Linked DNA regions of Homo sapiens: region 2 is linked to region 1. The links are chromatin loops, found by intact Hi-C in ENCODE. Cell type or tissue: prostate gland. All regions are shown on one strand. Links, peaks and the distances in the headings refer to the core of each region. The heading gives the core; the rest is flanking DNA. Region 1 has its middle 11 kb from the start of LYPLAL1-AS1. Region 2 has its middle 180 kb from the start of LINC02869.

The links. Hi-C counts contacts between places; a loop is a spot of excess contacts. Peaks named below come from ENCODE experiments on the same cell type or tissue, not always from the same donor. Only the 100,000 strongest peaks of a DNase experiment are listed, where the experiment ranks them.
Region 2: a loop joins it to region 1, with 3 times the contacts of the local background. A loop is called at or near these places in 4 of 110 quality-filtered maps.

The regions. Positions count from the first base shown.
Region 1 is chr1:219,565,288-219,570,676 of GRCh38, forward strand. No RefSeq gene overlaps it. Among named protein-coding and RNA genes, the nearest start is that of LYPLAL1-AS1, 11 kb to the left of the region's middle. In prostate gland, for the core only: a CTCF peak has its summit at 2,246 (motif pointing left); no DNase peak of the experiment used is centred there; H3K27ac peaks cover 730 bases.
Region 2 is chr1:218,682,751-218,688,139 of GRCh38, forward strand. No RefSeq gene overlaps it. Among named protein-coding and RNA genes, the nearest start is that of LINC02869, 180 kb to the left of the region's middle. In prostate gland, for the core only: no CTCF peak of the experiment used is centred there; no DNase peak of the experiment used is centred there.

The DNA.
Region 1 (5,389 bases), core at 301-5,300:
CAGTGTCCCAGTCCTGCTCTGTGATTTTGTGCGGGCTGAAGTTGAATATGCAAACTCTTTAAGTGACTTTATCCTTGAAATACAAAGGAAATAATAAAGAACACTACGGTAAGACTCTCACTAAGGTGACTGGGAATTGATGGTTGAGCATGTTGAAGAATTAAATAGGAACAATGGTCGAGGTCTCATTTCTATGCAAGAGGTAAAAAAACGCTTTAAAGTGTTTAGAGAGGTAAAACAAATTACTAAACTTGAGTTCAAACCTACACCAGCCGAACCTTCCCAGAGACGTTTCCCAAAGCATGGTGAAAAAACATTTTGGGTAAGGGGACTAAATTCATCTCACTTCTCTACTCCAAACAGTGACCCTTCACACATCAAACATGAGCTTTTCCAACCCAACCTAGAGAGTACTAGAAGCCAGAATATTGGGTGAGCTACCTGACAAATAAGATAATTTTCATAATGCAATTCTGTTCTGGTAAGAGATGAAAACTGTAGCTTCTCAGCACTTTACCTGATTTCTTCATCTAATCTGTCATCCACTAAGAAAGTTGCATCACAGTTTGTCAATACAGGAAAATCCATTTGATAAATCAATCTTGCTGTAGTACTGAATGTTTTCCACTGATCACTACTTTACCGAGGACTTGAACTAGAGCTGTAAGTATTTTAGATCTGTTGTGTTCAAGTGCCTTTGTTCTTCATATGTATATAATAAAATGTACTAATGTCTTATTTAGTATCATAAAGATATAAAATATGCAATCTAAGGCAACACTTCAGATAACTTGTTTACCATTCTATGCTAGAATCAAGTTCAGTTCTTGGCAAGCAGTGGATGTTCAAAGTAAGCAATTCAAACATGTTCTTTTAACAGCATGAGTTGTTTTTAATCTTAATCATTTTATTACATACATTTCAAGGACCAGGGCACTCTAAATATAATTTCATGTTTTAGCAGTATATCAAGTTTACAGGGAAAGCCTCAATCATTTAATTGTGCTGTAGTGATGATGCCTTCAGAGACAGCACTGAGGAGTGTAAAGCAATTTTTCCCTACACTAGATGGTCCCTTCCTAACATCAGCCTCAGTAAGCTTGTTTCTCTCAGGTTCTGCTTCTCTCCATTCATCATCCATTCATTCCACAAATATTTATTGAGCCCTTATCTTGTATTATATCAGGCATTAAAGTTACAAAATGCCTAGAAGCTTTATTCCTGTGGAGAAAGGTGCTTGCACTTTATAACAATTTTCTATGCTGCTCAGAAACTCTTTTAACTTATGTATGATGTTATGTTTGTTTTCTAAATGACTGAGGTTTCTAGATTTCCAGATTGTAGGTTAGTGGGGCGTCAGTGAAGCTAATCGTCCTGCTTTATATCTTTACTCAGTGCTGGCATTTTCTCTCCATCATGTTTTATGTCTTTGTTTCTAAGGACCAATAGCCAGGAGACAGTAAAGACTTTCCCTTACTTGATAGTGCTGATCCTGAAGGTATATCTCAAAAATATTCTGGGTTGGTGGGAAATTATAACAGAGTAGGATTTGATTTTTTAAAAGCCTCAGGGACCACATTCATGTAGCTCAAAGAGTACAAGCCTAGCTCTTTCCAAATGTTTGCTATGATTTCATTCTCAGTGATGTGTGTCTGCTCAAATCAATGCCATTTTGCTGTCACGCTTGCACCCAATTCATGCTATGCCCCGACAGGAGGTGCATGCAACAGTATTGAGGGACTAGACAAATTTGAAACAGCCCATTGCCCATTAACTAGTTTTACAAACAACAATGAAACAGGAAATAACAAAGCATGATCCTTGAATTAGTACCTCAGCAAAAATACTCAAGAGTTTTTCCACAGTCTGTAAATTGCTCCAGCTGTGTTTTCACAGTTTATGAAATTGAGAGAGGCAAACTCTAGAGACAAATTAAAACCTTGGATCTGGTCAGAGATGATTTTACAGTAAAGGTGTTTGGTTATATGGCATAGTCTATAGATGCACACAGAACTATAAGCCAAACTCTACTGAAAATACAATTTATCTTATACATTGTCCATCCGGAGGGATAAGAACTGGTATATATCAAAACACATATCGATCCAGATAATGAGGTCTGTTTTATTGCTATGTTTTACCAGGAGAGGATGAGGGTATAATATTTTATTATGAAACAACTAATAGAAGGAACAGAAAAACACGTGGAGATGACCTTACTTTGGAACAAAATGAACAGTGGATAAGGAGTGCCACCTTTTGGCTATTGCATGCTTTGACAGTTTCCAAGTTCAAGTGGATTTTGGCTTGGTTAATATTGAGCTTTGCAATTCAATTCTGAAATGTTTCTAAAAGTTCTTTTCCAGGTATCTTTGGGTCTCATCCTGCTTGAAATGAGCCTTCACAGAATTCCCCAGGTTCTTCCCAGTTAGTTACTGCCCAGAAGGTTAATGCTAGTCATTACTGCTCACTATTGCTCCCCAGAGCACCAACGATGTAGCCAGGAAACCAGGAGAATATTGAAAAACAGAGTACATTTTAAAATCACAATGCACTTCTGGTTGGGTTGGTACAGAAGGAATGAATAGACAGTCTAATTGATCTAGCACAGTCCTTAGAGTCTAATAGCCCTGAACTTAACCCAAACTATGACATTTTGGAATAGATTTATGGTACCTAGTTGGGCCTGTGCAGAGTTTTCCAGAGAAATAAATTAAACATACATGTAACACAAATAGCACACAGGTATGCATGCATGTCACTGAGACTCCCCACCTTGAGAAAATCTAAAAATAGCTGCATTGGTGCCCTCTAACTGTGTCAAAATGGAAAGATTTTGGAAACTAAAAATTGACCAGACATGGGTCACCACACCATGGAGGGATAGGAAATAAAACTCCTAGTTTCTCATTCTCCAGAATAGGAGCTTCAAAAGAACACAATGAAAAAGAGTTATCATTTCTATCCCAAACATGGCAAAGATAGTTAAAGAAGCTAAGATTTTAAAAGTCTTCCCTGTAGAAGCCTTTCCTGAATGCTCCAGAGATTTCTACTACCATTGACAGCTTCACAAAAGGAAGCAACAACTCTTTGAGGTCCTCCTGCCTGGATAGTAACATAAACATGCTCTATATGTTCCAAGTCCTGCACTTTGCCTAAGCAATAGTCACGTTTCCTTCACCTTGTCCTCGGGGTTTGCTAAATTCCTACCGCAGGTTCATGTGCCTTGTCCCTACAGAGTCCTACAAGGAAAACAAAAGAGTTGCAGCTTAAAAAAAAAAAAAAAAAAAAAGTCCCTGTCTTCCTCACCCCATGAGATAAATCAAAGAACCAAACAAGACAAGGTATAATTGAGTGCTGAGATGCTGAATATAACCCAAACAAATAACAGGCTGGGAGGACCTACGTAAGTGTTTGGCACACATCACACATTCAGAAAATGTTAATTTGCCTTTCCTTTTTTCCTTCCTTATGGTAACAATGACTTCCTGATCCACCTTTGTCTATGAAGCTTGGCTGCCACGCATGAGTCTCACTTTGATGGACAGTTATTGACAGGTCTTCTTCTGAGAATTACTGTTCTGTGAATTCTTACCAAGTGACACTGATAGGAAATTTCACAGCAAAGTTCCCGGAGGTCAGCCCTCTTCCTAATGATGCTGAGCAGGACTGACAAGCCATGTTGTCTCCACAAGGGCAGAGCCCAGACGCCTGAGTCACCCCTGCCTGATCAACCTTACAGGCTGTACACACAGTGACACAACCAGGGAGAAGTAGGAAAATGGGCAGTTCCCTTTACCTTAATTCCGTCATGTTTTTACAGTATGTTCTTGCTGATCAAGCCAATTCAAGCCTGACAAAAAAGGAGAGGACCTGATCAAGAGTTTGTCTAGATTTTGTTCACTCACGGTCATCAAAAAGGCCTCCTTGGGCCAGCACTGCCTCCACATTCACAGGTCCAGGCCATGGCCCCGTGAGGTGGTGGAAAACTGGGCTCACAGTCAGCATGAACCCCACAATCAGCCCAGAGTGCATGATGTGCCTGGAAATCCATTGAAGAAAATCCACTTGTTGACCCCACAATAACTAATGAAGCTGAACTGCAGAAAGGTAACATCAGTGTCTAAACCCAGAAACAGATTTTCTTAGCCTGCCAGCAGAATGGAAGGAACTGATAGGAGAAATTTGGGGAAATAAAGATAAAGATAACTTCTGAGAGGCTGGCAGTCTGAGAGGGGCCAGAAGTGTAAGAAAAGATATAATAAAAGCCTGGGCACAACAGATATAAATGTTGTAAACCAGTTAGAAATAATAATTCTAAAAATTCTCCAAAAGCTATCATTTTAAAAACTGCAAGACAAAGTAATGTGTTAATAACTGAAAATATTTCTAATTATAATTATTTACCTTTATTTTGTGCTTTATAGTTCTATACAATTTTACATCTTTTATCTTATTTGTTCCTCCCAACCAAACATGGAAGTTGGGCAAGTAAAACAGTTAGTAAAGTTGGCATTTACAGGTTAAGAGACCAAGGTTTCAGCCAAGTGTGGTGGCTCATACCTGTAACCCCCAGCACTTTGAGAGGCCAAAATGGGTGGCCTCCTGTGGCTTAAGTCCAGGAGTTTGACACCAGCCTGGGCAACATGATAAAACCCCATCTCTACAAAAAATACAAAAAGTTAGCTGGGTGTGGTGATGCATGCCTGTAGCAGCTACTTGGGAGGCTGAGGTGGGAGGATTGCTTGAGCCTGGGAGCTGGATGCTGCAATGAGCCAAGACCATGCCACTCTACTCAGCCTGGGTGACAGAGCAAGGCTCTGTCTCAAAAAGAAAAAAAAAAAGAAAAAAGAAAAGCAAAGGAAGGAAAGGAAAGGAAAAAGGAAAAGGAAAGGAAAGAAAAAGAAAAGAAAAAAGAAACCAAGGTTTCAAGAAGTGTCTTGACTAGAGTTGCACAGCTGATGAGTGTGCAGGTGTGGAACAGAAACAGGGTTCCGTACTTAGATTCCATCACTTTTATTTTTCAATATTTACATATCCTGGAAAAGGCAAACAAGCCTAAGGTTGCCTTTCTCAGGTGTAGTTAAAACAGATGGCCAAAAAAGACTCAGCCAGACTGAAGCCAATGTTGTTAATACTCTCCCCCTCCACCCCCTCCAAAACGAAGTACAGTAGTAAGGGTAGGAGATCGAAGGAGAACAATTGAGTCACAGCCACTTGCCAAGGAACCAAAGCCAAATAATTTTTTTTTTGGATGGGACTTTGTTCGGCACCTAAAACATAACAAACTAACCATTAATTTTTATTAAATTCTGTTTTTTTTAATTCGTGAATTTTATTCCAAATGAAAATGTGAACTTTTTAGCAAAAATAGGAAATTTCATATCAC
Region 2 (5,389 bases), core at 124-5,123, 880 kb before region 1:
CCAACAATGATTACACCTGCACCCACCATTGTAATTTTTGTAGCCTTGACTCTCACTTCCTTTTCCAGGGGTGAGCAGAATAACAGTAGCCTGATCAATATTGTCTCAACCCCTTTGGGACCACAATGATTGGCTCATGAATGTTCAGGAATCCAAGGCCAACACAATTCAACCTCACAACAAATGGTCAAGACTTTTGTTATAAAGGAATTGTTCTGAACTGTATGTTTTGCAGAGGTGAGACCTGGATCTGCTGTAGCCCTTTGTTAACCATAAAGGAAGCCAGTCTAAGGATGAAGCCAGCTAACAGAGAAGCACATAAGCACATAAATGAAGATATAGCAGAAAAACATGGTTAATGTCTGAAACACACTGTGCCTGAAAACTAGGCTACAGCTTACACGAAGCAATAATTCTCTCTATTGTTAAAATAGTTTGAATTTTCCTTTTTCTTGTAACCAAAAACATTCTAGCTGATATATTCATTGGTGGGTCAAAGCTGAGGACAGTTTTGCCTGGGTTATACATTTCTAAATAGTATATCTATGGAGTCATAATAGTAACTTAGGTTAACCGTGAGTGTGTGGTGGAGGACCTTTGCAAACCAGATTCTATCAGGGAGACTAGCATATAGGCTTTTAATATAGTTGCGAGGAAACACCACCAGGATATGCTCTAACTACATGTGGTATAACTAAGTCAACAAAATTGTAACTATAAAAAGAATGTGTTGTCAGAAGGGATAGGAGCAGCATGGGACCTAGAAATGGTAGTTTCCAAGGAAAAATGATTTTTAGTGTTTATTCAGTACTGACCATGGATATGAAATACTGGGTCATGAGCACTCTCATCCCCAGAATGGTATATCAGGACTTTCAAAGAGTCATCACACTAATCCATTTCTCTTTGCTCAGATTCTATGCTTTTAAAACAGCTTTGAGGAAAATAAACTACAAACTTATTGGAAAGAAATATCTTTCAGTGCAGTTTTTTTCTGGCAGAGCAGCTATAAAATTAAAGCTAAAACTTAGGCAAATCAAAACAAAGAATATCTTTTTAATTGTGTAGTTTCACATATACTAATTAGTTCCAACGCACTACAGGAATGGTAATATTTTGGCATCATTTCAAAAGCTAGTACTTCTAGACATTTATCATATCACCGTGAAATTTAAACTTCAACAATTTTAATAGTGTGTGATAAATGGAACCCATATTGTTACAACTCTGAATTGGTAATGAGTGTATTCATCATTATCATCATCATCATCTTAAATCTGGAAGAATAGTAATGTTGGTGATGAATAAGACATACATAGTTATCTTCTCCATTATATATGCCTATGATAAGTGCCTCAAATGTGTCTACATCACATTTCAATATACTGCATATACGTGCTTAATAAATATCTGTAAAACTTTTGGAGAGATGGCTTAACAGGTGAATGGTAAAAGTAAATGAATTGTTAAACCTGGAATAAACCGAAGCAAAACAAGATCTTAACATGTAGAATTACAAAATTTACTAAATGCCTTTACATATATTATCACATTGAATCTGTGTAACTTGTATGGTCGGTATCATTATTCCCACATTATAGATGAAAATGAAACTTGAGATTCACAGAAGCACACAGCTAGTGATTAAGAGGGTTAACCTTAGAATCAGACCACTGGCATTGAATCTTCATTCATTCACTTACTAATTGGACCAATGCCACAGCTGTCTCACCTATAAATGGGTAATAATAATGATGTTGAGGGAGTTAAATGAAACATTTCATGTAAATGCATAGGGATATGGTAAACATTAAGTAAATAAATGGTAGCTATTAGTGTTGTTTTTGTCACAAGGTAATGTTCTAATCAAGAAAAACTAACAGGAATATAATGAAAACTAAAATGGCATCTTATGGAAATACATTGGACCTGAAATAAAAAAGCCATTGGGGATCTTTTGTGTCTGTCTCTGTTTGTGGCCACAAGTTCTTTAGTTTTGTTTCTCTCCGTATGTCCATCCCATTGCTTTTCTCTGCAGAAGGAATCTCTCTCCCGACTCATCAGTAGCAAATGACCAAGGTGCCAGTCTCTTACCTCTGTATGTTCTTTTCTATAGAAATATACATGTATTCCTTTAATTTAAGTACTCATCGTCTGACTAAGATTTCTCAGTGCCTCTAAATTGAGCTCTTCAATTTGAGAATTCCATTGTTTTTCAGCATCCAATAGACTCTAGACTTAGACCAATCAGAAACAGTTGGATGATCCTAAGGTCCCAGCACAGGCACAGAGACCCAAACCTTGTCCAAGACTTTTCTTTCTCAGGGAAGGCAATGTGAGAGAGCTGGAAAATACCTCAAAACATTACTTCAGCAAATTACTGGGTACTGAAAAACAAATGGTCTCCAGTGGCTCTCATTCTGGCCATCTTGATTTCCAAGTGACTCCTATCATTTGATTCCATTCTGCTTTCACATACTACTATCCAATTTCATAATATACATTTCTAAAACTCCTTTTTTGATGGCATACAGACACAGTAAAAGATCACCAATTTCTTTAGTGGTTCAGACAAAACCTGTGCTTCTGATGGAGAGCTCAAAGCTTAGCTACTTGCACTTTTTATTCTCAAATTGGTGCTAAGTCAATCCTGTCATCTTGCAGAGTTGGTTTTACCTTTCCTGGACTCATCTCCAGGCAAGCCTCTGCAGCAGCACAGTCACCCTTCTTTGCTCACTATTGCTGTTGTTAGTACCATTATGTGAAAACCCAGTAGACAAAGCAATGGTGCTGGTCTATCATTATTCATTAAAATATTGTTACTAGCACTGAATGACTTTCCTCCCTGTGAAAATGTTTTTTCTTTTTGCTTTCTGACATTCCTACAGTGTTGATGTGCTTCCATTGAGAAACATGAAATAAAGACTTGGGTCTGTGATTATTATTATTCTAAAGTATTAAATAAATATAATTTCTGTCAGAAACTTCAGCAAAATAAATTCAACACCCACATAGAGCTGCATATTTTAATTTCACTGGAAAAAGAAGACATTAGAGTCTATCTGTTAGACTGATTAATCTCCAAATACTGGGCCTATGTTATTCTCTGAATATTATGAAACTTCAGTTGTTGCTTTTCTTTGAATACTAGAGTGTTATCGTTTTTTTTTTATTTTTTTTTAATTTTTTTTTTTTTGAGACGGAGTCTCGCTCTGTCCCCCAGGCTGGAGTGAAGTGGCCCGATCTCGGCTCCCTGCAAGCTCCGCCTTCCAGGTTCACGCCATTCTCCTGCCTCAGCCTCCCAAGTAGCTGGGACCACAGGCGCCCGCCACCACGCCTGGCTAATTTTTGTATTTTTAGTGGAGACGGGGTTTCACTGTGTTAACCAGGATGGTCTCGATCTCCTGACCTCACGATCTGCCCGCCTCAGCCTCTCAAAGTGCTGGGACTACAGGCATGAGCCACCGTGCCTGGCCTAGAGTGTTATCCTTTTAGAGGAAGCAGTGCCATCTTCTTGAACCATTCTGACTGGTTATTCTTTTATTCAAATGACTTGCATGAGTCTACATATGACTGGTTTGATGAATTTTATCTCTGTGTTGACCAACTGTTCCAATAAACTGCCTGAAATTTGTTGGTTGTTTTAGTGCTGTGTAGAGAAAAACAATGTGAAATCTTTCAGCACCCACTTCTGTGGGAGTGACTCATTCCCTTAACCATAAACACAAGGAGGTTTATTGAGATGGTGAGGAAATAAAAGAGCTTAAAGGGAGAAAATGAGAATAAACAAAGCTCTTAAAATTGATTACTTTGTCCAACTAAAAATAGCCAAATAATCAAATCATATTTTTGCCCAAGTCATTCTATCCAAAGTCCCAAATTTAGAAAAAAATTGGACAAAGCTAATGTACATCATAGGGTCATGCTTGAGATAATTAAATATATGAGCAATTGGAAAGGAAAAGAGCTAAATGACATGCCAAACTTCTGGCTCCAGTTTTAATAACCCATTTATGACTTACTTGACTTGTGATTTTATGTAGCCTCTAATCATAGCTTATCTAAGACATAAATTTCTATAAAATATTTGAAGTTGTTTAAATTTATTATCTGTTTTCACTCTTTTTGGGTCCTTGAAACCATTCTTGGTAAGGTCACCTGTATGCACTGTGTTATTAAATCTGATGCACATTTTCGGTTTATCTTCCCTGGCTTCTGTAACTCATCATGCTTTCATTTTTCCTCACATTCTGGCTGTTCTTTCTTGACATCCTATTTTAAGCAACAGGCTCTTATTGGATTGGATTTTTAAACATTGGTATTCCTCAAAGCCAAATCCAGGGTCTCTTCTTCTTACTCTATGCTGTACTCTGTAGATGAATCTATGACTTCAATTATTATGAATTTTCTCAAGTTTAGATCCCTCAACTGAGTCCTAATGTCTTAGTCAGTGTGGGCTGCTATAACAAATACCACAGACTGGGTGTCTTGAACAACAATCACTTATTTCTTGCAGTTATGGCTGCTGGGAAGCCTGAGATCAAGGTACCAGAAGATCCTGTGTCTGGTGAGGGCCTGCCTCCTGGCTTGTCAATGGCTGCCTTCTCACCGTATCCTCACATGGGAGAGAGAAAGAGAGAGAGAGAGAGAAAGCTCTATAGTATCTTTTCTTATAAGGGCACTAACCCCTTAATGGAGTCTCCCTCCTGACCTTATTATCTCCAAAAGTTCCATCTTCAAATACCATCACTTTGGGGATTAGGGCTTCAACACATGAATTTTGAGGGGATGCAAACATTCAGCGAATAAAACCTAGTACATCTAATTTCCTACTCAAAATCTCCACTAGGATGTCTCTCAGGCCCTTTAAATTCAACCATCTAAACCTAACCTCCTAGTTAGGATTCAGGGAGGGTGGGGGCTTAAATGGGCCTCAACTCTTCTCTGCTTATATCACCAGCTAATCCACATGTCCATACCTAATTAACTTCAGCATGCAGCAGGTTGGCAGACTGTTGGGGAGAGAATGGTTTCTGAGGTTCATAGAGTCTTGAAGAAGAGATCTGACACTTTCTTCTGTTTGATTTCGACAGGAGCTGGGGCCTTTCATCAGAGAGCTCTGCAGTGAGGATCAGAGGCAATTGGTGTGAATTATGGTGAGATTTTGGACACAGAGGTCTTGGGAGGAAAGGTGACAATGGCTCACAGGAGTGTGGTATTTTCTCCGGCTCCTAAAGAACTGAGGAACATCTGAAAGGAAGGTGAAGTTCTTGCTGCCTGTGAGGTATGTGAGTATGAGTCTCTTTGGCTGAGGAGGCTGGACAGCAGGCAGGATTTCACTCAGTCTCTCCACAGAGGTCAATGACTTGTGTGATACCGTGGTACCTAC